Regions from separate parts of the Homo sapiens genome. Here all the other regions are linked to region 1. A link is a loop called in an ENCODE intact Hi-C map of the cell type or tissue named here. Cell type or tissue: gastrocnemius medialis. All regions are shown on one strand. Links, peaks and the distances in the headings refer to the core of each region. The heading gives the core; the rest is flanking DNA.

The links. A loop is a pair of places that touch in the nucleus more often than their neighbours do. Peaks named below come from ENCODE experiments on the same cell type or tissue, not always from the same donor. Only the 100,000 strongest peaks of a DNase experiment are listed, where the experiment ranks them.
Region 2: it touches region 1 in a loop (11-fold over the local background); 41 of 110 quality-filtered maps call a loop at or near these places.
Region 3: a loop joins it to region 1, with 12 times the contacts of the local background. A loop is called at or near these places in 35 of 110 quality-filtered maps.

What each region holds. Positions count from the first base shown.
Region 1 is chr2:44,041,123-44,048,964 of GRCh38, forward strand. No RefSeq gene overlaps it. Among named protein-coding and RNA genes, the nearest start is that of LRPPRC, 49 kb to the left of the region's middle. RefSeq lists an enhancer at 3,132-3,181. In gastrocnemius medialis, for the core only: CTCF peaks have their summits at 3,237 and 3,444; a DNase peak (open chromatin) is centred at 3,269; H3K27ac peaks cover 448 bases.
Region 2 is chr2:44,476,800-44,484,641 of GRCh38, forward strand. All of the region lies in intron 3 of CAMKMT (calmodulin-lysine N-methyltransferase), which reads left to right. It overlaps LOC124907758 (a long non-coding RNA gene), which reads left to right. Exons shown (of 2, transcript XR_007086302.1): 1 at 1-7,842. Among named protein-coding and RNA genes, the nearest start is that of CAMKMT, 120 kb to the left of the region's middle. In gastrocnemius medialis, for the core only: a CTCF peak has its summit at 2,798 (motif pointing right); no DNase peak of the experiment used is centred there.
Region 3 is chr2:44,288,667-44,296,508 of GRCh38, forward strand. All of the region lies in intron 4 of SLC3A1 (solute carrier family 3 member 1), which reads left to right. Among named protein-coding and RNA genes, the nearest start is that of SLC3A1, 17 kb to the left of the region's middle. In gastrocnemius medialis, for the core only: a CTCF peak has its summit at 3,224 (motif pointing left); a DNase peak (open chromatin) is centred at 3,153; H3K4me3 peaks cover 330 bases.

The DNA of each region.
Region 1 (7,842 bases), core at 2,272-4,771:
CTATATAGCCATGCGTTAATATTCAGTGCTACTGAATTCATTTGTTTATTTATTTGTTTGTTTGTTTTTGAGACAGAGTCTCCCTCTGTCACCCAGGCTGGAGTGCAGTGGTGCGATCTCAGCTCACTGCAACCTCTGCCTCCCAGGTTCAAGTGATTCTCCTGCCTCAGCCTCCCAAGTAGTGGGGATTACAGGCACCTACCACCATGCCCGGCTAACTTTTGTATATCTAGTAGAGACAGGGTTGCCCAGGCTGGTCTCGAACTCCTGACCTCAAGTGGTCCGCCCACCTCAGCCTCCCAAAGTGGAGTGGCATTCCTGCCAAAGTGGAATTACAGGTGTGAGCCATCACGCCAGGCCCTCATTTGATTTTATTTGGATTTATATTTCAGCACCGGCTGGGAAGAGAATGTGTTCTCATGCCCTGTGGGCATTTGGACACTCTCACAGGTCCTGGTGGGTGTGCTAGGGTCTGTGTGAGGGTCAGGTTATGTGTGTGTGATTTTGCATGTGCCTCTGTGGGTGTGTCAGTGCGACACGTGCCTTCGTTTCTCTGTTCTCGCAGTTGTCTTTTCAAATCTAAAGTGTTTGAAGGAAGGAATCTCCCAAACTTCCCCAAAGATATTTCTTGCCTCTTCTCTATAAGTCTTCCTATTCTCAGACACCAGACTGAGGCTGAATTTTACATAATATGAAATAACCATGATCTGCATGAGGGTCAAGGGCACCATGAAGAGTGTGTGTGTGTGTGTGTGTGTGTGTGTGTGTGTGTGTGTGTGTTATGGAAATTTCTAAATATACTCAAAAAATCAGAATAAAAAGAATCTCCATGTATCCATCACCCAGCCTCAATCATTATCAACATTTGGCCAATCTTGCTTCCTCTCCCCCAACTCTTTTTTCCTTCTAGTGTATATTAAAGCAAATATTAGGTAGTTTGACATTTCGTTTGGAACACTTAAGTTTTAATCTGTAATTGATAAGACTTTTTAATACATTTCACAATGTCATTGTTTACTTAAAAAAAAGAACAATTCCTCAATATCATCTAAACTCAATCCATATTCAAATTACCTGATTATCTCAAAGACATCTTTTTTCAGTTGTTTTTTAAAACTCCACATATTGCATATGGTTGTGTCTTTTTCGTTTCTTTTATTCTGAAGCAGTTCACCCTTGTCACTGATTTGACAGGGAATCAGGTAATTTGTTCTGTATAATGTCTTAAGTTCCGTATCTGTCTGCTTCACTGTGGAGTGGTTAACATATTCTTCCATCCTCCATATTTTCTGTAAACTGATAGTTATATCTGGGCCTTGATTAGATTCAAGGTCAATGTTTTTAGGCACCTATACTTTCTAGGGTGGCATTACTGTGAGACATATAATATTAATATCTTTTTTTTCACTTTTAATACTAATAGGATTGATCAATGGGTTTAGGTAGCATCATCCCATAAAGTTCTCCATTAACCTTTCACCTGATGATTTTAGCATTTGTTGATTGTGACCTAAGTCCATTATGTCATTTCAAGTCTTAGTGATTTAAAAAAATTTTTTTCAGGCCAGGCACGGTGGCTCATGCCTGTAAATCCAGCACTTTGGGAGGCTGAGGCAGGCGGATCACGAGGTCAAGAGATCGAGACCATCCTGGCCAACATGGTGAAATCCCATCTCTACTAAAAATACAAAAATTAGCTGGGTGTGTTGGCACGCGCCTATAGTCCCAGCTACTCGGGAGGCTGAGGCAGGAGAATCACTTGAACTCAGGAGGCAGAGGTTGCAGTGAGCCAAGATCGTGCCACTGCACTCCAGCCTGGCGACAGAGTGAGACTCTGCCTCAAAAAAAAAAAATTTTTTTTCTTCCTTCTGCATATATTATCTGGTATTCTTCGAGCTCTAGAATTTTGCTAATCAAAGGGAATAGTGGAGTTGCCAGGCTCTCAAGGCCAAATGAGGGCCCTGTTTTCTTGGCCTCTTTCCATGTTAAAAAGATTAATCCACCCTCCCCAAAGTGGCCACACCTAAATCCTAGTCTCTAACCGAAGGCAACTCTTTGTGCTCAGATAAGGTGGAAGTCAGCAAGGATCCTAGTAGAGGGGTCTACCCTTTGCTCCAGGAAAAAAGGGGCTCTAGGAGTAGCAGCAAGGCCTTCCCAGGACACAGGGAACTCAAGGCTGCTCAGGAACTGAGGCCTGATCTCCAGAGATCATCATTAGTTTGGGGAGGGCTCCCTTTGTCCACCCCCTTACCCTACCCCGGTCAGGCTCATTCTGGGGCCCTGGATTTCTGCTCTTCTCCAGGGAAGCAGCAGCATTCAGCCACTCACACCAGAAACAAATATCTGGGACTGTGGCTTTGACTTTCTGGTGCTTTTCCCTGTATCCTCAGATGAGCTCCACGTCCTTTGCCACCCTTGGCTTGGGCACTGGGCTGCATACCTCCTGCAGTTGCCCTTCTTTGAGGAGCAGGGACAGAGCTGATCTCCTGTTCCATGTCCCTCCATTAGCCCTTTCCTAGATCTAAGTCTTCCCCAAAAAGCCCTGGGACAAACAGTCCCAAAGGCAGGGCCCAATTGCTGGATTAAATGCTTAACTCCGAAGGTCCAGGATATATTTTATTTATATATATCTCGATTATTAACTCTATCCCAGGCTCCATCCCCGGCTCAGTGTGGATAACTCTCCCCTCAGCAGCCGAATAAATCAGACCATTCTTCCTCTCCTGTAGAAGTTAGGTCTGCATGGAAAAGATAGCACTTACACTCATTTCTAAGAGGAAGATGTACTTTAAGTTCTGTATGAAAACATTGAGTTCCATGGTATACACTGTTGGCATGAAAACAATGAGACTTTTAATTGCTCCCGAAACTCTAATATATATATTAGAGTTAATAATTAATATATAATATAATAGATATTATTATATGTAATATATATATATATATATATATATATATATATATATATATATAAATACTTGAAAATAGTCACCTGCCTTTAGACAGTTGTAAGCCACAGGGGAAACTCTTTGAATTCCCACCAATAACCATTTGGCTTAGAACGACTTTCAGCTGTTTCTAAAAATCAAATTCACCCTGAAACGAGGGTGGTTTGCTCTCACCTCACGATGGTGGGGAGAAGGTGGGCAGCAGTTAAATATGCCGTGGGGCTGAATGTGACCAACACGACAGTGCAGGGAAAGCTCCTTTGTCCCTGCGCGGCCCAGACTGGGACGCTAGATGGCAGGCTCACCTTCTAGATGGAAGCTTCCGGCTCCTTCTAGAGGGAAGCAGCCAGCCCTGGCAGCCCGGCCTCTGCTGGCAGTAGCCACACACTCCTGAGCAGTTCCCAGGGGCCTCCAGTGGGCTCCCCAGGGAGGGTGTGACCGATCCTCAGTGGAAGGCCCCAGAAGTGTCTGATGTGAGAACAGGGAACGCCTGCCTGTCTCCTGCAGCTGCAGTGGGATCAGGGTTAGGGCCCACTTGATCCCAAACCTCATGGTTTGTGGCTATGGTGACTCCACTGGGCTGCCAGCCACACCCTCCTCCCACCTGCCTGTCCCCGTATGGGGGTGAGAAATGTCTCCAGCTTTCTTGGGCTGGCCCAAGGTTCGAGGTCTTTCAGGATGTCTGAAACTTGAGGTTACGCTTTATGCAACCTATTATCAAATAGAGGGTCTGGTGGGGTGTGGTGGCTCATGCCTGTAATCCCAGCACTCTGGGAGGCCGAGGCGGGCAGATCACCTGAGGTCAGGAGTTCTAGACCAGCCTGGCCAACATGGCGTAACCCTGTCTCTAGTAAAAATACCAAAAAAAAAAAATAGAAAAAAAAATAGCGGGGTGTAGTGGTGCGCACCTGTAGTCCCAGCTACTCGGGAGGCTGAGGCAGGAGAATCACTTGAACCTGGGAGGCGGAGGTTGCAGTGAGCCAAGATCATGCCACTGCACTCCAGCCTGGATGACAGAGCGAGACTGTCTCAAAAAAAAAAAACAAAAAAAACAAAAAAAAAAAAAACAGAGGGTTCTACTCTGGGTGTGGGCACTGCTGAGTGCCAGGAAACACTGCTAAGTGCCAGGAAAGAAATGTACAAGCCTGGGCTGACCACTGGGCTTGGGGTCTGTGTTTTCATTAATGTTCACGCCTCAGAGCATTCTTCACCCTTCTTCTTTTGGCTGCCCCTGCCCTCCTCCCATCCTACCCAGGGTTTACCAATAAGTACAAGTTCTCTAAAGGGCAAGAACCTTCAAGGACTTGCTTCTGGATTCCTGTGCCTGCTGCGTGGTGAGGCTCAGTGAATGTCTGCTAAATGAGTGATTGATTGAATAAATTAATGTTGGGATCCAGAAATCATCTGGCTTAGCCTCCTCCTTTTAGAAAGGGTATCAACTAATTGGAAATGTATTATGTTTTCTAGGATGCCTGCTTTCATCTTTACCCTCCTTCCCCTCTCCCATTTGAGATCCCACTCCCAGGGTCTCCATTTGGGAGTGCCTGAACCTTTCTTACATCTAGCTGAAATCCCACACACTGCAATTTGAGACTGATCTTTTTTGCTCTGACTTCAGTGTAAGTCGATGATGGAATTGGGGAATAATATTGTTATGGGCTGAACTCTGTCCCCTATAAATTTTCTACTGGGAAATTTGAGGTACTCCCAGTATCTCAGAATGTGATGGTATTTGGAGACAGGGCCTTTAGTTAAAGTGGGGCCATTAGAAGGTGGCCTAATCCAGTCTGACTGATGTCCTTGTAAGAGGAAATTTGGACTAAAAGATACCACAGAATCACACACAGAGGAAAGACCAAGTGAGGAGACAGCAATCGGGTCAACATTTGCAAGCCACGAGTGGAGGTCTCGGAAGAAACCAAACCTGCTGACACCTCAACGTTGGACTTCCAGCCTCCAGAACTGTGAGCAAATAAGTATCTGTTGCTTAAGCATTCCCCCTCCCCCAAGACTGTAGTATGTTGTTAGGGCAGTCCTAGCAAACTAAGACAAATATGACAGCTACATGATTATGCATGATACCTGATTATGATAGAAAGATACATGATTATAATAGAATATAATAAAAATGCTATGATACAGAATACTTTGCCCCTTTGTCGGCATGTCCAGCATCTATAGAACTATTATCCAGCTGATGTGATGGTAACTGAGGTTTCCACCCCCACCTCTGGCTGCTGGCTCTTGCCAGACAGGCAGAGAGGAGGGAGAAAGACCCCTTAAGAAAGGAGAGATGTTCATAGCTTTAGTCAGCGTGGGCTGCCTGCCTGTCTAGGTTTTTTTTTTTTTTTAGAAAACCAGGCTCAAATGTGATGAAAAATAGGTTGGTACAGCTCCCAGGAGAGGGGGTTACCTAGTAGGACAAAAGCCAAGCTCCCCGAAGAGGTCAGCACAGCCTCAGTGGCCCAAAGGTTGACACATCAAGATATATTAGGTTTGTGGAGAGAGAAAGGAGCAAAAGAGGCAGCTTGTTGGAGATTAGATTAGACCAGAGAAGACTGTGTAAAGGCTACACAACGGGGGGACTGAGGAGATGGGACGAAAAGAGGGAGGGCACAGGGCTGGCTGAGGAAACGACAAAGAGAAGCTGAAACTTTGAAGCAAAATCAGCCCAGTGAACACAGAGCACCTTGGGGTCAGAGATGAGCCAGGGGAAAGCTGTGAAAATCAAGGCAATGTCTCTCTCCTACCTGGGTCACATTTAAGTGGTAGGATTTGGTCTTTTGAGAACTGACTAAAAGTAATTGACTCTCTTTAAAGTGGAAATTCTTTTTTTTTTTTTTTTTTGAGACAGAGTCTCACTCTGTTGCCCAGACTGGAGTGTAAAGGTGCAATCTCAGCTCACTGCAACCTCCGCCTCCCGGATTCAAGCGATTCTCCTGCCTCAGCCTCCCAAGTATCTGGGATTACAGGCACCCACCACCATGCCCAGCTAATTTTTGTATTTTTTTTTAGTAGAGACAGAGTTTCACCATGTTGGTCAGGCTGGTCTTGAATTCCTGACCTCAGTTAATCTACCCACCTCGGCCTCCCAAAGTGCTGGGATTACAGGCATGAGCCACCGTACCTGGCCTAAGGTGGAACTTCTGGAGCACACTGAGAGTGAAGGGGGAGGATGGATGGAGAAAGCTAAAACTGAGAACCTGCTCTCCTGGACACGTAGCCACAGGACATTTCTGGGGCACAGTCAGACCCTCCCTTTCCTTATGCTTCCAGAGACCATTTCTCTCCTCCCGTAAATGTCACAGTAAGATATCATTGGGAAAAAGAGAGAAATTCCCCAACAGGAGCACATGTAGAGGTGAGACCATCATCCACAGACTGTCTCCCGCCTGGCACAGACCTGCAAGAAGGAAATCAGGGAAAGGGGGATAAAATTCAGATGTCCCCTTTGTCCATCCTCTCTCCTCTGCCCCCAATTTCCACCAACTTAGCCTGGCTCAGATGAGGAAACAAAGAATGGGCCTTGGCTCTGCCTCTCAGTGCCCTTGGTCTCTTGGTCCTGGATTTAGAGAAGTGACCACGCTCCCACCCCCAATGCCCTTTCCCTCCTTCTCACCATATTCCTCACTCAGGGAAAGGGATGGAGGAAAACCTGGTCTTGCAGCTCCAACCATGTGTGCACGGGTAGCAGAGTTGGGAGGTTGCACTTTAGTTTTAGTAATACTTGGGTCCCTAAGGAAAAAGAACAAATCTCGAAAAGCTTAGAGATCATCAAAATAACTCCCCCACTTTCTTCATAAAGTTGTTGCATTAGTCCGTTTTCATGCTGCTGAGAAAGACATACCCAAGACTGGGTAATTTATAGAGAAAAAGAAGTTTAATGTACTCACAGCTCCACGTGGGTGGGGAGGCCTCACAGTCATGGTGGAAGGTGAAAGGCACATCTTATATGGCGGCAGACAAGAGATAATGAGAGCCAAACAAAAGGGGAAAATTCCTTATAAGATCATCAGATCTTGTGAGACTTGTTTACTACCATGAGAACAGTATGGGGGAAACCAGCCCCATGATTCTATTATCTCCCAGTGAGTCCCTCCCACAACACGTGGGAATTATGGGAGCTACAATTCAAGATGAGACTTGGGTGGGGATGTAGCCGAACCATATCAGTTGTTGAGACCCACAATGGGGAAAGGACCTACTGAAGGTCACACAGGACCGATCATATTGTCCAATAGGTTTTCCCAAATATATCAAAGCCATGTAGTTCATTTAAAAACATGTCCCATAGAGGCCAGGCACTGTGGCTCACACTTGTAATCCCAGCACTTTGGGAAGCCAAGGTGGGAGGATTGCTTGAGCCTAGGAGTTTGAGACCAGCCTGGCAACATGGCGAAACCCCATTTCTAAAAAAAAAGTACAAAAAATTAGCCAGGTGTGGTGGTGCTTGCCTGTAGTTCCAGCTACTTGGAAGGCTGAGGTGGGAGAATCAACTAAGCCAGGGAGGGCCAGACTGCAGTGAGCCATGATCGTGCCACTGCACTCCAGCCTGGGTGATGGAGTGAGACCCTGTCCCAAAACAAACAACAATGACAACAAAAACCTAACACCATGTCCCATAGAGCAATAGCTTAAATCCAGTCTATTTTCAAAAGGCCAGTTCTTGAAGCACATTATAATCCCCATAACTACTTTATGCCAAATAAAATTGTAACATGCCAAGAAAATAGATGGAATCTGCTCCCATGTAACTGCATCTGGGTGAATGTTCACCTCTGGCCTTGGGTTTTATAAGGGACATCAACGTGGTAGATGAGGGGTGGCTTGACTATGGTGGTGAGGAGTTCAGAAACTAGGTCATACGAGAGCACAGAAGAGAAACTACGGAAAT
Region 2 (7,842 bases), core at 1,799-4,298, 440 kb after region 1:
TTTACTTGTCTTTCAATTTCCTCATCTGTAAAATGGGGATAATAACTCAAAGGATTGGTCTAAGGATCAATGCTTATGAATAAAAAGCACCTAGTACATGACACATGGTGGGTGCTATATCCCAGCTATTATTATTATCCAAATGGCTTATTACTGAAGTAATGAAAGAAAGCTTTTATACAGTCATATCAATGGTAGTTCTGGGTTATAGTCTCAGAGACATCATTACTATGAGGATATAGAGAATTTAGGAAAATTTTAAAAATTATTTAAACAAAATTTGAAAAACATTGTAGGCATGTATTACCACATACAATTATATCTGCCTACCTATGTATTTAATCACTATCTTTTAGAAAACACACAACAAAAGTTCAGTTTGCCGTAGTTCATTATAGAGTTAATAGGAGCTTGGAGATTTGATCTAATAACATGCACTTCATAGTAGAGCAAACCCATGATGTTATCAGAAATTTTGGAGAAGTCCAGGATTGGGGTGTACAGGTGTACCCACCCTGAGAACCAGTGGATCTATATAAGTCTGGTGTATTGGTTTCAGTACAATGATATTTATATACAACTTTGTATCAAATAAGTTTGCTAAGCCCTATTATAAGTTAAAACTATTTTTAAACCATATTTCCCCACCCTGGTTTGGAAATTGATAAAACAGTTTAAAGCTGAAAAACATAAACTACAGTAACTCAATAAACAATTTAAAAATAAGTTGTGTAGGTAGCTGGAAAAAATTATAAATCTCAAAAGTATAGATTTAAGATAAAGCCCAGTTATCTAGAATTATAAGGTTATAGTACATTTTTGGTTGAGCACATTTAGCTTTTTCTATTCCTCCATTTTGCCTAGCTGCCATTTCTTAACTATGAAAGGAATTGAAGAGTCCATCAGAGCTTTTGTTCGCACTAAAGAATAGTCATTTGAAGAAAATGGTGCCAGGCCAGACATGTAAAGATATTTAAAGAAAAGAAGGAAGGTGATAGGCCTAAATTCAGGACTATTAGCATATTCACAATGGTACAGGTATAGGCTAAGCTTGGTCACAGGTGAAAGGCAGTAGTGTGAGAACTCATGGAATTAACAAAGCTACTTCACACAAAGGGACGGATGGTACTTCCTCCATGTCCATTCCTTTCTAAGATTTCAGTGGCAAACAGCGTATGTAAGGCTGCAGTGACAATTTGTTTCAGTGGCCCTAAAAAATACCTATATGTACCATAGATTTAATGTGTAAAATTAAAAGCAATGTATATTAAATATTTTCTAGGAATCTGTGATTTTGTGACCAAAGATCTGAATATACTTAAAAACAAATCCTAATTTTTTTCTAAAGAAACATGATAAATATCTGGATAGCTGGCTACATTTTGAAATATTCACCCAATATTTCTGCAATAGTCAGCATTTCAATAATAATTTTATTTGCTTTTTCATGGCTTTGAATTGGGTATTATTTTGTTTCTTTGTTTTGTTCTAAGTCTATATATTTTTTTTCTTGCCACCATTTGCTGTGATTACAGATATAGGTTTAGAGTTTAGCCTTTGCAATATCATCAGTTGATGGCATGTCTACAGCAATATGGTGGATAATATTTTTTATTTTCATAGTATGAGTGCTACTTGACTCTGACTGAATGATTTTCTGTTACAAGATTTTCTTTAGTTTATAGACCTACTTTACCTTGGCTTCTGAATATGCTGAAATCCTTCTGCCCTTGGTTATAACACCTTTTATTTGTTAACATTTAAAATGCTTTCAAATCTTTAACAATAATAAAGGCATTAGTTATTTTAATTAATTTGTATGGATGGAATAAAACCAAAGGGAAGGTGTCATTTTCTGGTTGCAATAAAAAGATATAAAAGTTAATTGCTTTTCTTTTCTTCCTTTTTTTTTTTTTTTTTGAGAGGCGTCTCGCTCTGTCGCCCAGGCTGGAGTGCAGTGGCACGATCTCGGCTCACTGCAAGCTCCACCTTCTGGGTTCACCCCATTCTCCTGCCTCAGCCTCCCGAGTAGCCGGGACTACAGGCGCCCGCCACCACGCCGGCTAATTTTTTGTATTTTTAGTAGAGACGGGGTTTCATCATGTTAGCCAGGATGGTCTCGATCTCCTGACCTCGTGATCCGCCCGCCTCGGCCTCCCAAGGTGCTGGGATTACAGGCGTGAGCCACCGCGCCCGGCAATTGCTTTTCTTTTCTAAGAAAATTTTGCTGACATCCTTGGTACATATTGCTATTCTTAAATGTTTGAGTTTACTAATCCTCAACAGTAAATATCTTTAAAAATGTATAACCTTGCTTAATATTAGTTACCTAAGAATGCCACAAGAAACTGGCATCTTTATAGTTACTTTATATTACAGAGTGTAATAAATTCTAGAAAGATGGGACTAATTATGGTAACAGACATTTTATACTCAATAAAAACTTTCCTTAATTTCACCCTTATGCAGGGAGTCTCAGTAGAGTACCTCTCTTTTGTGTCTTGGTTGGTATGGCATGGCACTAAGTGACATTAGATTAGCAACTGGGGAACAACTTTGTGAAACTGTTTATGGAAGTGAATTTTCAGAGTTCACGGTTGTGGGTTTTTTTCCTATCTCAGATCACCTAGCAACTTTAGATTCAGGCGGAAGTTGGAGTTTATTTTACAAAACATGAAAAAGCTTTTAAACCAACATTTTTGAGGTAAATCTGTAGCAAAAGTGAGGCCACCTGCTGTTAAGAAAAGTGCCTACACATTCATCACATTTCTGTCCCCAGTAGAGGGTACTGCTGAGTAAAACACTGCCATTGTTGTTCAGATCCTATAGGTGGCAGCAGTTCCTACAGTTTCAGAGCATAACAATGGCTCGATTTGTGGGTCTAAGAATAAAGCTGTCACGAACTCATGGAATCTTTATACTGTAAGGGCTCTTCTTTGAAATGTGATACATGAGAAAATTACCATTAATGTTTAGTTTCCCTTTTAAGATTTAAGTAGCTTATCTTTCTTTTAAGTTCCATTTTGTATTTGAAAGTGTGTCCCCAAACAAGTATTGACAGCCGTAATTTTATGGTGTTAAATTATGAAGTATAAATTTTTAGGTAATCTCAGGGAAAGATATGATGTAAACTTTTTTTTCTTTTCCTCTCCCACCCTAGCCTTCCACCCCAATTACAAGAATCATCCATTGTTAATGTTGACTGCTGCTGCAATCTTGAGAAGGAAGTCCTAGTTGCTATACAAGCATAATTTTCTCCATGTTCAGGAGCTGAGTGCTTAATGGTTTTAACATTGCCATTCAACTTTTAGGAGGCTTTGAACCAAATTGTAGCACCTATCAAAGAGTGATTTTATAACTCTCTTTAAGAAAAAAGATTTGAAACATACTGTAGTTTCTGTTAGGCGACACAGAACTGAGGATGTAAGTACTGTACTCTTAGAGCAACTCACCTTTTGCCACTCCCAAGCAGCAGAGTGCTTGTTACTTCAGTGGGTCACTTGCACACACATACACACACCCTCCACACATCCAGAATAAACTCCATATTAGGTATAACAATTGTAATTCATTCAGTTTTAACGGTCAAGTGAACATTAAAAAAATTTTCCCTGCTAATTATTGTGTTTAGTTCAGAGAGTTGCAAAATGCTAAATAAAACTAGTTTTTTGGTTCAAGTCAAAATAGAGTTAAGCCTATCTCTAGAAATGCCTATTCAGAAATTCAGCAACCCTTGTCTTATTGCTCAAATTAATTATCCAGAAACTGTATTATGATCGTTTACTCAAATTAATATGAAAATCTGAGAATTCTATCTTTGTTTTAAATTCAGGAAAGACTAGATTCTTTTTATTTATCATTTGAGATAACAAAGTAAACTAATGGCAATGTATGAGTATCTTAACGTATTTTGAAGGGAATAGGTTAAACTGTTACTCTTTTGGAGCTGATCTCTTTGTATCAATTAGGTACATTTGTAAACTCTATATTTTTGAACCATATTTTTGGAACTAATCTAAAGCTGTGAAATGAATACATTATTTCAAATTAAAACATACATATTTATATGTATTATACATATCATACATAGAGATGCATATATATATTTATTGAAGATAAAGGAAATGTAGGTTTTAGGGTTGTAGAACATTTGGATCATATAAATAGGAGATACATGCCTATACTTTCTATCATCCATATTATGTGTGTGTGTGTGTGTATGTATATATGAATACATTTATTCAATAGTATGTTCAGAATGATGTTTTTCATGAAGAATTATTAGTGTCACATATGATTCCATTTCCCATTTGGTGGATGTGAAAGGAAACAGAATTATATAAGCAAAAAAGTTTGCTGGGAACCTCACATGCTCTTAGTAATTATTTTGTGCATTGTCAGCTACTGAAAAAATTATTTGTTTTTAAAGGAACTACTAGGAGCAAAGTATAAATCAACTTATTTTTGAACACTTGTAATATTATATGTTCATATAAAATCTATTTTTGATGGCATAATGACAGTTTAATTATGTGCATTTTTTTGTCCTTGCTGTTGTTTTTAGCATATTTATAATAGCTAGCTGAATAGGAAAAAATCATCACTTAAGGCAAGGCTCTTCAGGTCATCTGTGAACATTCTGTCTATCCTTTCTTTAAAAATATTTTGAACACCAAGATATGACAAGATAAATTCCATTTTTATTTTTGCAATTCTCTTTCAGAAGCTTATGTTAAAATTAATTTCAGTTTATATTATTTTCTTATGTAACTTATGAACATGTAAGGATGATCACTTTGTTCTAATTTGTAAATTTTTACAAAGTATTTTAGTAAAATGATATATGTCCTTCAGTGAATTCATATTGCTATTCAACAAAACATTCCCTAATGATAAAGTTGATATTTATGTTTTGTAAGTAAAATCATTTCGATGAATGACAAAGCTTTTGATGAATCAGATACTATCAAAGCTTGGAGTTGTTTTCAGAAATTGAATGTATGCTGGTTTAAAAAATAAGCTAAAATATATTTTTAGGTATCATACATATGGGGAAAAAATGAGATATATAGTTAAGTTTGAACAGCTTAGACTCATTTAAACCCGGGTTTTAGAAATTTCAATTCCTTGTAATTAAAAATTCTGTTGATCTATTTAAAAATGAATATGTATTTAACTTTCCCATATTTAACAATAGTAAACTTTAATATTAGTAAAATATTACCTAAAAGATGTTCACAGAAACTGTTGACATGTTTGAAAGGATAGAATATAATTAACTCATGCATTTTGAGGGGAATTTTAGGGCTTAGAGAATTGCATAATAGACTGATAGGGAAAGACTTTCAGGAGAGGGAGCACAGTGACTGATATGCCTGAATTTGAGAAAGCAGCAGATACAATAAATGTCTGATTCTATGTAACAAGTAGTAAATGGAATTTTTCACTAATTGAATTTTTCTGTTTAACCTAGTGTCCATGTGTACGTATTGTACATATGACTAGTTTTGTAAGCATTAGAATATAATAAACTTAATCTTAAACATACACCCAAAACAATTACTTCCAAAAATTCTTCAGGAGGTCTATTGGAATCTTTAGTGTGAATGATTATCATTGTGAGCATCTATTGCTATTTTAGAGTCTTGCTTATGGGGAAAAATAATTTGATAATGATTGAGCTTTCTGATTACCTGGGTACTACATAAATAAGAGTGTTAACACTAATTTCTGTACATTTAGGTAAATATATTTACTTATAAACATTTAACGAAAATATTATTATTAAACATAGTTCTATTTTGAGTAAATAATTTAAAATGCTGGGACCGTTTTCTCTGAGTGGCCTTCTTCAGACTTCTGGACCCTAGAAATGGCCTTATACTTCACCCTAGGAGGGCCCTTTTTTTCACAGGCCTGAAACTCTGTAGAATCCATGTTGGATATTATTAATGAACATGTTTCTTTTTGTAGAGGGGAGAATGATGATTAGAAAGGTAAATTAGTATCATAAACACTCCAGATATTTCAGCATATGCGTGAAATTATTCTCTCTCTTCATGGAATCCATTGTCTTCATGTGCATCTAGTTTCGTGACCTACAAAAGAGGACTTCTGAGCCATGGGCATGTACAATCAGGTTCTGCTTAAAGTCAACATTTCTTATAAAGGCACCATCTGTATTACAAAGAATCATGATGCCAATGCTGTGGCTTTGAGTGCTGTCCAATGGAATCAACAAGTACATATAGCATGCATGTTGTGGGCAAGACATGTGCTTAGCACTATATAAAAATACACTAAAGGCTCCTACAACTGACATTTTCCCATTCAGGCCTGACTCTTCAGCCCTCTCTACTCTCTTACCTGAATAGATATGTCACCCTCAGTCAGTGTGGGGAGAATAAAGCTGAATGTGAAATTTAGCTGCCTTAACATTTAAAGTCAACTTTTCATTTAACTCATTTTTTTCTTCTGTGCTTTCAGAAAAACAATGATGAGATCAAAATTAGTTACTCATGAATTCAACCACAGTTATTAAACTTTACTATTTTTGAGGTATAGGGATCCAACAGTACCTGTTCTGAAGTTCATTTTAGTCTAATGGACTTTATTAGCCTTAAAGATGTTATCTAGTTAATGCAATATATTACACATAGGCAGTGTAATTGCTCTCCTCTGTTTAGAGAGTGTATATGAGTAGTCATAAATTCTTGATGGCATAACCCAAACTGGTATCCTAAATCCTTGACTTCTAATTTTAGACCATTGTACTTCTAAAGTTTGCTTGTAATTTGAGTATTAAGAAATTAAAGGACAAGAACATATGAAGGCCATCATGTAGCTCAAGGTCTAAGGGAAAATAATGCTGTTTCAGTTCTCAATATAAAACAAAAATAATTATATGAGTAATTATTCATTTTGAAAACTGATCTTCAAGTAAAACTGGGCTTAATCAAAAAAGGAGTAAGCCCTGAAGACCTTTTGCATTGTAAAATTCTAGCAAAGTTGTGATTCCCGTTGATTTTAAAGAGTGATAGGAGTGGAGCTTCTGAATATCCCCTGAGATTTTAGAAGTATATGATACTGGCAGTTGTCACAAAAATATATTTCTAGAGAAGTCTGAATAATTGACTCTTTAAAAATTATGTTTTCTTGCAAAATCTCTAAGGAACTGAAGAAGTTTCTAAGAATCACAGGCATGCTCTTAAAGCATTACCATGAGCCTTTACTCTGAAATACCTCATAGTGGTACCTCATACCTTCTTTGCAGAAATGAGTGCCTAAGTCCTAATGGGGAGAAATGTACTCCAAAATGATCTGAAGCCATTGGCAGGGAGACAGAAGAGATACTATTAGCAGAGCAGAAACAAAAATAGGTGGATAGAGCCAATGGGTTTTTTTTTTTTGGTAGAAACTGACAAACGATTTTAACGTTTATATGAAAATGTAAAGAACCAATAATAGTCAAAATCATCTGGAAGAAAAGGAAGAAAGTTGGAAGATTTACACTACCAGATATCAAGGCTTGTTATAAAGCTACAGTAATTAAGATAGCGTGGTATTGGTGTAAGGATTGATGAAAGTCAAATAAAATGATAAGGAGTCCAAAAATATACCCACATATATGTGGAAACTTGATTTTATAACATAGGTAGCACTGCAAAACAATGAAGATGGATGGTATTTTTAATAAAATATTCTGATTCAACTGGATAACCTCATGAAAAAAAATCATGGTCCTCTACCTCATACCATATACAAATATCAATTTCAGATTTCTATTTAGACTATAAGTCTAAATATAGAGGGTAAAGCAGTAAAGCTTCTAACATTAATGCA
Region 3 (7,842 bases), core at 1,799-4,298, 250 kb after region 1:
TATATTTTTTATTACAGTCACCCTAGTGGGTATGAAGTGGCATCTCACTGGTTGTATTTGCCAAATGGCTAAAGACGTTGAACATCTTTTTATGTGCTTATAGTTCATTTGTATATCTGCATTGTAGAAATGTCTATTTAAATCCTTTGCCCATTTTTATTTCATTTTTATTTATTTATTTTTTTTGAGATAGAGTTTCACTCTGTCACCCAGGCTGGAGTGCAGTGGTGCAGTCTCGGCTCACTGCAACCCCAGTCTCCCAGGCTCAAGTGATTCTTGCGCCTCAGCTTCCTGAGTACCTGGGACTATAGGCACGTGCCACCATGCCCAACTAATTTTTGTATTTTTTGTAGAGATGGGGTTTCTCCATGTTGGCCAGGCTGGTCTCGAGCTCCTGGTCTCAAGCAATCCTCCCTCCTTGGCCTCCCACAGTGCTGGGATTACAGGTGTGAGCCACCGCACCTGGCCCTTTGCCCATTGTTAAACAGGGTTGTCTTTTTATTATTGGGTTGTAAAAGTTCTTACATATTCTTTTTCTTTTTCTTTTTTTCTTTTTTTTTTTGAGACAGGGTCTCACTCTGTTACCCAGGCTGGAGTGCAGTGGCGTGATCTCGGCTCACTGCAACCTCCACCTCCTGGGTTCAAGTGACTCTCCTACCTCAGCCACCCAAGTAGCTGAGATTACAGGTGCGCATCACCATACCTGGCAAATTTTTGTATTTTTAGTAGAGACGGGGTTTCACCATGTTGGCCAGGCTGGTCTCGAACTCGTGGTCTCAAGCAATCCTCCTGCCTCAGCCTCCCAAAGTGCTGGGATTATAGGCATGAGCCACCACACCTGGCCTCTTTTCATATTCTTGATACATGATTTACAAATAATTTTTCCTATTCTGTTGGTTGTCTTTTTACTTTCTTGATGGTGCCTTTTGAAGCACAAGCGTTTTTAATTTTGATGATGTCCTATTTATTTATTTGTTTTTTGAGACAGAGTTATGCTCTTGTTACCCAGGCTGGGGTGCAGTGGCGCAATCTCAGCTCACTGCAACCTCCGCCTCCTGGGTTCAAGTGATTTTCCTGCTGCAGCCTCCTGAGTAGCTGGGATTATAGGTGCGCACCACCATGCCCAGCTAATTTTTTGTATTTTTAGTAGAGACGCGTTTTATCATGTTGGCTAGGCTGGTCTCGAACTCCTGACCTCAGGTGATCCACCCGCCTCGGCCTCCCAAAGTGCAGGGATTACAGGCATGAGCCACTGCGCCTGGCCCAATTTATTTATTTTTTTCTTTTGTTGCTTGTGCCTTTAGTGTCGTATCTAAGAACCATTGCTTAATCCAAGGTCATGAAGATTTACTCCTATGTTTTCTTCTCAGTTTCACAGTTTTAGTCTTACATTTTAGATTGTCTGTGATCCATTTTTTGTTAATTTTTATATAGGGTGTGAAGGTAAGCTGTCCGACTTTTTTTTTTTTTTTTTGCATGTGGCTATTCAGTTATTCCAATCACGTATGTTTAAAAATACTATTCTTTCCCTACTGAATTGTCTGGCAACTTTTGTTGAAAATCAATTGACCATAAATGCATGGGTTTATTTCTGGACTCTCAGTTCTGTTCCATTCATCTATATGTCTGTCCTTATGTCAGTACCACACACTGTCTGAATTACTAGCGCTTTGTAGTAAGTTTTGAAATCGGGAAGTGAGAATCCTACAACTTTGTTCTTTTTCAGTATTGTTTCACTATTCCAAGTCCTTTGGATTTCCATGTGAATTTCTGAGTCAGCTTGACAATGTTTGCAAAGAAGCCTGCTGTGGTTTTGATAGGGATTGCATTGAATCTGTGGTTCACTCTGGGGAACATAGCCATCTTATGTTAAGTCTTCCAATTCATGAACATGAGATGTCTTTCCATTTATTTACGTGTTCTTTCATTTCTTTCAACAATGTTTTGCAGTTCTCAGAGTACATGTCTTGTACTTCTTTCGTTAAATGTATTCCTATAGACTACTTATTTTTAAGACTTTTTTTTTTTTTACTGTATATGTTTGGTGTTTCCAGAATTTGTATGAATTGTTTTGGAATTGGTTCTGGAAGTAAGCACCATGAGTGAGGGCACCTTGCCTCCATGGGGTTGTGGGGTTGTGGGGTTGTGGGGTGGGTAGTTGTAGACATGGTCAGCAGACTAACTAGGGGTTAGTTTTAAACTTCTCTGGTAGCCTGTGGACTCTCCTCTTCTTCATCACCAAAACTCCTTATCACCCACGCCTCATGCTCTCCCCACACATTCTATGTGCTAAGTGCTGTTCCTGGATAATTTAATGCTCAGAATAAGCCTAATTTACGAGGTTTTGTGATCATTTTACAGAGAAGGAAATTGAGGCTTAGATAGGTAAAGTCACCATCCTTGGGAGTCATGGAGCAGGACTGAAATCCAGACACTCGGACTTGAGTTCATGCTCTTAACCACAATCCTACACCTGCTTTGAGGCAATGTATGTGTTTCCCTCTCCATGCTTCACTTTTTCTGCACAGATTTGTCAAGGAGGTTTTCAGTTATAAATTGATAAATGTGAGTATAAACCAGCTGGTTTACAGTTGGTTTATCAGGCAGTAGATTTTTCCAGGCTCCTTGTGGCAATAGTGATGAATTGTCTGGGGATGTTTAGACAAGTGTGATAAATTCTGCAAAAATGTGCCAGCCAATACATTAATTATTTTTTTGACTAACCCAGCTGTGCTCTTCCAGATACCCAAGCCGTGGAGTGTGTGGACAGGATCCTTATTTACTGGTCTTCTGGCTGAAATCCCTCATGTGATGAATCATTAATGCCTCCGGTTGAGAGATTAGACTTTATTTGCAAGACTGGTTTAGAAGATTTACTATTAGAAGTAAATAAGAAATGCTGAGAAGCTGAGAGGAAAGCCTCTTTGCTCCTGGAAAGGGACCTTTGGCATGAAGGAGACTTCTGTCACCCTCCTCCCCACCTTACCCCCAGCAGCGCTTGTTTCTGCAATAGAGTTAAGCAGGTTAATAATTTGCAGCTCAGAGGGTTTGTGTGGAGGCGGCGTTTGGAATGACTTGCTTGCATACCAACTTGTACTCCTGGAGCCTGAGCCCACTTCCTCCCCGCTCCTATCAGATTTTGCTTTATCTGCACAGTGGGAAGCTGGCATGCTGGGGAAATCCAGCAGAGAGCACCCTCTGCTGTCCTTCTCTTTCTCCTCCTCTTTGTACTGGCCATCAGGGGACTTGGCTCTGCTCTGAACCTCTTGGGGCTTGAGTGCTTTCAGCTGAAGAAGTCAGAAAACCTTCTCTGAGGTATCAGGGGTATATATTTGTATAATACTTTATACTTTCCCAATCACTTTGGTTTTTACTGGTCCTCCACATTTCTTATTTGACAAATGAGGAAACTGAGACACAGAGAGGTGAAGTAACCCAGCGGGTTAGCAGCATGGCAAGGAAGAGACTCCAGATGGCCTGGCCTCGTATCTGGGGTTTGGAGTGATCCTACACCTGCCATATGGGAATGCTGAGCCCCAGGGTAGGGACTGCTGGGGAGACCCAGCTGAGAGGGAACCCAGAGCACAGGCGTAGGCTCCGTTCTGTCCCTACTAAGCATGATACTGCTGGAGGCAGCAGCTCAATTCAAAACACAATTCGCTCACTACCTGCTTGATTAGCCATCTCTATGCTTGATAATAATAATTGTGCCATTTATTGCACCTCCTCTATGCCAGGCACTTTATTATAATCATTCACTCATTTAATGATAGGTATTGTGTGTCTTGACCATGTGCTAAGGGTGTGGGGGCTGGTAAGATAGATACCTCTTGTGGCCATCCTGGGGCTTATATTCTGGGGTGGGAGGTGGACAATTAAACAGGCGATTACAATAAAATGTGCCAAGCGGTCATGACAGTAGGAGGTAGGAATACACAGGGCAAGCGCCTAACCTGGACACATTTGCAGAGGAGGTGAGATACCTGAGGAACAGGCATGAGCTAAGTGAAGAGGCATGGGTGGGAGTGTTTCCAGCAGAGGAAAGCGTGGATCGTGACACATTAGAGGTGCTGGGAGTTGTCCAGTATCACTGGGATGTGATATATAGAGCAGGGAGTGACCCGATGAGACTAGAGAGGTCACTGGGGGTGAGGTCAGGAGCACCACTGAAGGCCCTGGTAAGGATTTGGGCTTAAAAGGTCTTAGGTATTTATTTTTTATTTTTATTTTTTTTCAATTTGAGAAATCAGTCTGGTTTTGGAGAAGGGGTTTGAGTAGGGCAGGTTTGGAGGCTTTGGGGCCAGGGAGGAGGATGGTGCAGTAATCGGGAAAGAAATTCTGGTGGCTTTAGGCCAGTGATGGAGGCATAGAGGTGCAGAGAAATCATCAGGGCTCTGAGAGGAGTCCCCTGTGAATCCCAGGTTTCAGATTTGAATATGGGGTGGGTGGCAGAACCATTGTCTGAGATGGGAGACACAGGAAGAGAGAGGGAAATATCTTAGGTATGTAGAGTTGGAGCTGCCTGTGACACATCCAAGTGTTCAGTGGACAGTTAGATATAAGGACACTGGGCTGGGCACAGTGGCTTATGCCTGTAATCCCAGCACTTTGGGAGGCTGAGGCAGGTGGATCACATGGTCAGGAGTTCAAGACCAGCCTGGCCAACATGGTGAAACCCCATCTCTCCTAAAAATACAAAAATTAGCCAGGCATGGTGGTGGGCACCTGTAATCCCAACTACTTGGGACGCTGAGGCAGGAGAATTGCTTGAGCCCATGAGGCAGAGGTTGCAGTGAGCCGAGATCATGCCACTGCACTCCAGCCTGGGCAACAGAGCAAGACACCGTTTTAGGGGGGAAAAAAAAAAGATATAAGGACACGGAGCTCAGGGAAAAGTCTAGTCTAGAGATAAAACTTTGGGACTTGTTGATGTGGCTGATGTCTACAGAGCTCAGGCAGGTGTTTGGTGAGAGAAGCAGGCTGGGTAAGGTGAGCAAGAGGGCCAACTGCAACGTAGCTGGAGCGAATTGCTCACATGTGAATGAGGGCCTGGTGTTGGTAGACCTTCCAATTAAAAGAAAAATCCAAGGGAGCCAGGCTAGCAAATAAGTCAGGGCGCCGTACAGTTGCAATTCTGCTGCCACCACTTACCAACCATGACCTTGTCAAAGGCACATCATCTTCCTGAGCCACAGTTTCCTCACTGGTAAAGGGGGAACAATAATGGTACGTACCTAATGGGGTTACTTGAAGATTAAATGGTTTAACCTTTGTAAAGCACTTAGGATGCTATTTTTTTTACTGTATACAGTACTTGTTAAATAGTCAGTAAATTGGTAAGTAAATAAATACTATTGTGAAGTGCAATGTCGAGAGGGTGTAAGATGGAGCCCCAAGGAGCACTGACATCAAAGAGCTGCAGAAGAGACAGAGAAGGGAGACAAACCAAGGGGCAGGGTATAACGGAGCTAAGGTATCTGAGTGTTTCCAGAAGACGAGATTGGTCAACAGTGTCAAATGATGCAGAGAGATTGGGTAATATAAAGACTGAAAGGGGTCTGGGCGTGGTGGCTCATGCCTGTAATCTCAGCACTTTGGGAGGCTGAGGTGGGTGGATCACTTGAGGTCAGGAGTTCGAGATGAGCCTGGTCAACATGGTGAAACTCCATCTCTACTAAAAATACAAAAATTAGCCAGATGTGGTGACGGGCACCTGTAATCCCAGCTACTCAGGAGGCTGAGGCAGGAGAATTGCTTGAACCCGGGAGGCAAAGGTTGCAGAGCTGAGATCACACCACTGTACGCCAGCCTGGGTGACAGAGTGAGACTCCATCTCAAAAAAAAAAAAAAAAAATTGAAAAGTCAATTGACTCTGGCAGCAATACCTTATTTACTCCATACAGAAACCCTCCATACTATGTTATTGATGGAGACACTGAGGCTTAGCTGGTCTTGCAGATGCCCTATGTCATGCAGCTGGACAGCGAGAGAGCTGGGTTGTACCCAGAGGGTCAAATTCTGAAGTCCTTGATCTTTCCTCTACTTCCTGCTTCTGGAGGAGTTAGCAAAGAATTTTTCCAAGATTTCTGAACATGAGTAGGGTCAGTTTTCTTTCTCTTGCCTCTAAGTAGAGAACCAGTTTCCTCTGTACTCTGAAACATCCTTTCTCATTCCTTCTTGAGATGGACAACCTGTGATTTATGACATTTTCAAGATGATGTCTTCTGTTTGTTTTTTTGGTTTGTTTTTGTTTTCTTAATAGAGACAGGGTCTCACTTTGTTGCCCAGGCTGGTCTTGAACTCCTGAGCTTAAGTGATCCTCCCACCTCGGTCTCTGAAAGTGCTAGGATTACAGGCATGAGCCACCACACCTGGCTTAAGAGGATGTCTTCTCTATCATCCCATGTAAGAGTAGACAGAGCTTTTCCCAAACATGGGTTTTTAGGTAAACGGGCCCCCAAATGTCAGCCATCTGAAAAGGAAAGGCTTGGCTCAAGGTTCCATGTATTTGGATATGTTAACTTGCTTCCTTAATGTTGACTTGCTTTCTTTTCACTCAGAGCAGCGAGCTATTTAAAGAGAAAGGAGTTAAAAGGTGCCCAGTGGAAAAACCAGGAGTGCGTGATGTCATGGGAGTCAGACAGGAGTCAAGGACGTAGTGTATAGTCCAGTTCCCAGAGTCCACGGCACCTACATGGGTCACTAGACCTAGCTGACCCAGGCTCTGTGCCCATTTTTGCATCTGGAACCCTGAGAGACCTTCATGGGAGTAAAGAGGGTTAACAATTAAAATCTGAAGCTCTCTTTTCCCTCCTGGTTGAGAGAATAAATAGCATGAAGCAAATATTTTTCAAGAGCAAACTTTGGATTATCTTGGTGATAATCTGAATTATCAGCATTTAAAATGACTTTCAGAAAATGTCCATCAAGCTTTTACTGTTTTGTCTCATTAAACAATGATATTATTTCTGATTATGCTAGGGCCATAAACCTTCTGTGCGGTACAAGTTTCTCATGTTTAATGTCAGGTCAACATTTCACAATGCTGAGATCCGGACTCCGTAAAGAAAAGGACTGGCTTTATTTTAGGAAATCAGTGCCCAAAAGCTTGATGTTTACACAGAATGGTGCTTAATGTTTTCCCACATTTTTGTCAGAGGCCGCTTGGATGCCTTCAGTTATTCGTGCTCTGCCCCAACCAATGTTCACACTTTTAAAGAACAGCACCACCTGGGTGTGGACCCAGGTTGCGCGGGGTCTGAAGCTGATAGTAAATTAGGGCCTTCTTAAAATAGAGCACAAAATTAAGTACAGAAAAGTTGGTATTTACTTAAAATGAGCAAAGAAGGGGAGTTAGATGAGTGCAAGTGAGAGGTCTTGAAGCTTAAGTTTGGTTAGCTTCATAGTAAGGTCACTCCTGAAGCCACTGAAAACCTGTTCTAGAAATGAGGTGCCTTTCTTTGCCCCACCAGACTTCTCTAGCCCATTCTCTGATGAATGGCTGTCACTTCCTGTTTGCCAGCTGCAAACCCTCCCCAGGGTGAATTGCTGTTTTACCCTCTTGTATTACCATGTTTCTCTCCTTTGTCTCAGCTGTGATTTAAATATTTTTGTGTTGCTATTTGTCTAGCTGGAGATTCTAAAATAATCCGGGAGACCTAGGACTGTGTCTGTTGTATTTTTCTTGTGGTTGTAGTTCCAGGGCTTGCCTAAGTGCCTGGTATACACTAGGAGTTCAAATACTTATTGAATGAATGAATTTGGTAAAAGATAAAGGCACTAGTAAGAACAAATTTGTTTTTTATGCCCCAGAGAAAAATTCCACTGGGTAGAGATTACTGG